Linked DNA regions of Homo sapiens: region 2 is linked to region 1. Evidence: chromatin loops called from intact Hi-C (ENCODE). Cell type or tissue: PC-3. All regions are shown on one strand.

Region 1 (2,500 bases):
TGCCCAATACTTTGGACACTTGCTTAATTCTAATCAATATCTTTTTAGATGTTACTTTGAATTTGCATAAGATAGTCCTGTCATAATCTTATCACATTGTACATACTTGAAAAAATAATTGGTAAACATTCTACGAACATTCTAACCTAGAGTAGCCCAAAAGTAAGTGGCCACTACAGTGCCCTGGGGCTTTCTTTTCCAAGGTGACTAGATTATTTAAAAATAATAACAATAATAAACAGCAGGTTTCAGGAGTTGAAGTTCTATTCTCAACCTCTACTCAGAACACAGAATGGTTCCAAGCTTTACCTTGCCTGCTCTGTATCCTCCAAGGACTTTTAGAAGTAATGGAGATGCCATTTCTGTCCAACCCAGTATCCCAAGGTAATAATGCTTGGCAAATGTTATTTTTAGATGATAGCAGCATACCTAAAGCTATGAACCAAAGGTAAGCAATATGAAGACATCTTGCACAATCTTTCTATACAAACATGCAGCATTTCCTCCTTACCACTTCCTGGGATGTATAAAATGCATAAAAATAGAAGCAGTCTTTCTTTAAGGGTGAGCTTTTATCAAGACTTGGTATAAAAATAAGCAAGTTATATTTAAAAAATCATAAAGGCAAAGATGTACATTGCTATGAGTCATAATTAGTAAATGTATTCAAGCCTTAGAAATATAGGAAAGTACTGTGTTAGAATAAGAGTTAGAAGTAGCAGCAGTAGTAGAGGAAGTAGAAGTTGTAGAGTCAGCAGTAACTTTTACTGTTTACCATGTAAGAGCACTATGCTAAGTGCTTTATATAGAACACCTCATTTAGTCCTCAGAACCATCTTAGTCTTCCTCTAACTTTATACAAAGTTAGTATAAAGTAAATAAAACACTGGAATGGTATCACAAATTTGATCTAAGATTGTAATCCTTCTTTGCAGTAACGAATGACTAATCTTGGAGTGTTAACCACTGTGCAATCATTACCAACCTACACCCCTTCTCTCCTTTTGAGTTGCTTTACGAGGGAGATCTTACCTGACCACTCTATATAAAAATATGAAACTCCTCCAAACCAGACTTGCCTGAGTTTCCCCATTGAAATGTAAACTCCATAAAGGCAGGAACTTTGTCTTCTTAATTGCTATATCCCAGAACCAGAACAGTGCCTTGTATGTGTTAGGTGTTTAATATATATCTGTTTAACGAATGAATGAATAATTGATGAACAAAACCAAACGATAACAAATATAAAATTTTCAATGAATTGTTTGCTTTCCCTTCACAATTACAAAAAAAAAGTTTTAGTGGCTTGATTCAAGTTGTCAGAATCTCTTAAAAAGACTGGATAGGGAAGTTTGAACTCATGAGTTTATTTGCTGAAAAATTTATCTGGGGCTAGCATGGATATTCAAAGACATTCTACTGGCTATGCTTTTTTTTAAGAAAAAGTCCTGTAATTCCCTTCTTAGTTGTCAAACAAGTTGAGCATTAAATACTTCATTAAACATGAGACATAATTTTAAGTTAGACAACTTCATTCATTGCCGGGCTACATTCTCTGAGTACCTCCATGTACTAAACACTAAGGAATTGGCTGGGAGTGAACCACAGAGTGAAATATGAGGGTTAGTGACCTTCCTACCTAATATGGGACATCTGTTCTCCCTGTCTGCCCCACTTCTCCCTCCTAGGCTCTCTAGAGCTAAGTGAACAACTCAAACAGGATTTTTCATCTAACTGACCTCCCTGGCAACTTTTATTATCTCTTGCTGCTGGGAAGGCAAAGAAACAGAGCTTCGAAAATTACATGTTTCATGCTGGGGGAAATGTCATAGCTTCAACAGAGTTTTAAGATATTGGTAGGAAAATTGTTTTTTTGGAGAAAACTTCCATTTTTGAATGAGCAAAAATTATGCCTATTTGAGAATCTAAAATAATCAGGTAATCTTGGGCTAAAAAATAACACCATAAAATCTAATAGGTGTTTAAAGTTTTAACATAAAGTTCGCTCTACTTTCATTGCACGAGCTTAGGCATACATCATTGATCACTGTGAGGAAAACATATATTAAGTTACTTAAATAAAAAATATGTCAGTTGATGTGACAGATTGTTTGTTTACTTGAATTGAAATGTATAAAACTTCACTGATGTTGTTGAAACCCAGAGCATTACCTGTTCCCCTTTCAGTTTCTGCTTTCAAGGAAAAATATAAAGTTATATTAAACCGACGCAAATTCTGTTTTCAAATACCTCTAGATATCCCAGTGTTGCTTAGGCTAAAGATTCTAAGAGTAATGAAATTGTATTCACTTCTTCCCCAAAACACTTATTTAAAAAAAATAAAGTGATATCAGATTAAGAAAATAAAATCACACCTTCTTGATGACATTTTTCAATTTTTTTGTTACATGCTCTATCTCCAGGAAGATTATGTAACATTAAACGATGAGAGAAAAGGTTTTCGACTTAGACTCACAGTCCAACCATAACATGCTTTTGT
Region 2 (2,500 bases), 89 kb after region 1:
AGGCGTGAGCCACTGCACCCAGCCACGTATGTTCTTACAAACATAAATACAACAGCACTTCTCTTGTAAGTTTATTCTTCATGAAGTTCTAAAGTCTTTGGACAAATAGAAAAACAAAACAAAAAAACTGTACCTATACAAAGCCATCACCTTTAGGATAAAGGAGTATAAATCTGTTTTATTGTTGTTCTACTTTGCCATATTTCTAATCTGGGAATTTACTAATCTAAATAATGTAAGGGATTCTAGAAAATTTTGGCTATAAATGGTTGAGTCAAATATGTTCCTATTGACATACTACAAATACAAAAATGCATTTCCCTGAGGGGAGAAGAAAGAAAAAATACATTAAAAAAATAACACTTATAAAGGTTAAGTAATTTTTCTGAAACAGCAATACTATAACTCACACAAAATAAGACAAAAATATTATGTTCACAGTCATATACCCCTACTGAAAATAATAGAGAAAGTCACTTCTAAATATTATTGCAGGGAGTCCTCTGCAAAGGATATTGTCTTGGGAAAGTCAGAACTATTAAAAAGTAAACCAGAACCCCTGTTTTTTTAATGGCTTCAAATTTGTTCTGTAGTTAAAAGATTTAAACTAGTCTCAGGACACAAGTGAGGCAATTTCTAGCCAGAGGCAACAAAGCTCCTATAAATCTTAAACAGCTCATAAACTGGCAATGCTACCATGGGTGTGGTTTCAGTTATAAACTATAATGCTTTGAAAACTAAACTTTACAACTAGGTGAATACCACTTATGATAGGAAAACAAAATGAAACACATAGTCCAGATTATTTTCCAGCAAAGCTACTCTATTTCTCATGTTCCCCTTGGTTTATCATCAAGTTCGTGTATTTGGAATCCTTTAACTGTGAATACCTTTTACTCACAACAAAAGGATCACATACATAAAAAATCTTTGGTAATTAAACTGTGGAAAGAAGGCATTGCATAATGGATGAAAAATAATTATACTAACATAATGACAGGGCAAATCTCACAATGCTAAATAGAAAACAACTGAACGTTTTCTGCAGACAAATAATTGGTCTCCGGAGAGGAAACTTGTCACAAAGTCCCCAAAAAACATGCTGCTATTATAAAATAGCATGGATATAGAATTAAGAAATTTTCTCTGATGGAGGGTGGGTACCAGTTGTCTGGTTTATGCTCTCCCCTACTTACTTAGAAAACAGTGATTTTTAAGTGGCAGCTAGCTGGCTGGTTTTCTTACTAGATTTACAAAGGAACACAGGGAGGGTGCTGGATATGTGAGCATTAACCAGGCACCCTGAGGCTGTTCAGTAAGCAAATAACCAGCTCAACTGCTGACTGTGGAAAGAGTGCAATGCTGGTAGTTGCTGGTAGTTACTCATGTGAATGATTTACACGTTAGACCATGACCTCCTGGTCACACATTATACACCAAATTATGAGGAACAAAGGCCAACAATATGCCTCACTTTCCACAGCAATTCCCATATCCTTTCATAAGCACTTAGCTGAAGCCATAATTATGGAAGGTTTAATCAGAAACACACCTGGATCCACCTGTTTAGGAGTTCTTCGCAGTCCATTGGTCCGTTTCTGTGCAGTAAAGTAAAACAAAGCAAAACAAATATGTGTTGGTAATTTTGCACTATTAAATTGTATTACTACTGGCACTTTGGAAAGCAAATGAATGTTGCACATTTTCCAAGTCAAAGTATGACTAAATTTGATCAGAATATGGTTTTAAAGTTTGTTTTATTTGTTTTTCTAGTAAGTCTTCCACGTGTATATCATTACACTTGATAAGTTGTTGGTACCTTATAACAGTAAGAAAAAAAATCTTTTTGGTTGCCAACTCCAAATATTGGGACTCAATTTGTTAAGTCATAGTGACGATGGAGAGAACAAAGCCCAGCAGCCATCTTGGTTAGAATATGTTCCCAGCCAAGACATATGAGCAACAACAGCCTTAAACTGATCTCATAAAACTCTAACTCAGCTATTTATGGGACCTCACAGACCAGACTGAAGAAGGTATACAACCTCAAAACAAAGATCTGAAGCTCTGATTTTAGCCAACACTTAAATGAGAATAGTGTTTTAATTATAGACCAGTTGTATCTGAACACTTTAAAAAACAAAACAGACATGCAGCTTGTGAATCATAAAAATGAATTCTTATTATAGAAAATGAATCTGTAAGAAAACAACTTTGCATTACAAAAATTACAGATGAAACACAAAACAAGAGATTTTAAATCTATGAAAATGCATGGCTACATATTTTATTTCTAAAGCATTAAACTCATTCCCACCTAACTACAGTAATCTCACTAATTAAGAAGGGCTTGATTTCACTTCTTTATTATGCAACTGGATGAAATGCTGAGTCTATGACTATCATACAATCTAGATTTTCACAAAAGCAATTTTCTTTTTATGTGTTGGGGTTTGTATCTGTGTGTGAAGACTTGGTTTCATTCAGAGCACACTTGGCT

The links. Peaks named below come from ENCODE experiments on the same cell type or tissue, not always from the same donor. Only the 100,000 strongest peaks of a DNase experiment are listed, where the experiment ranks them.
Region 2: it touches region 1 in a loop (3-fold over the local background); 3 of 110 quality-filtered maps call a loop at or near these places.

What each region holds. Positions count from the first base shown.
Region 1 is chr1:107,593,160-107,595,659 of GRCh38, forward strand. The region is part of intron 25 of VAV3 (vav guanine nucleotide exchange factor 3); the gene reads right to left. Among named protein-coding and RNA genes, the nearest start is that of MIR7852, 300 kb to the right of the region's middle. In PC-3, no CTCF peak of the experiment used is centred here; DNase peaks (open chromatin) are centred at 492, 972 and 1,582; H3K4me3 peaks cover 1,554 bases; H3K27ac peaks cover 2,109 bases.
Region 2 is chr1:107,681,936-107,684,435 of GRCh38, forward strand. VAV3 (vav guanine nucleotide exchange factor 3) reads right to left here. Exons shown (of 27, transcript NM_006113.5): 19 at 1,553-1,598. Among named protein-coding and RNA genes, the nearest start is that of MIR7852, 210 kb to the right of the region's middle. In PC-3, no CTCF peak of the experiment used is centred here; DNase peaks (open chromatin) are centred at 656 and 1,346; H3K4me3 peaks cover 957 bases; H3K27ac peaks cover 2,152 bases.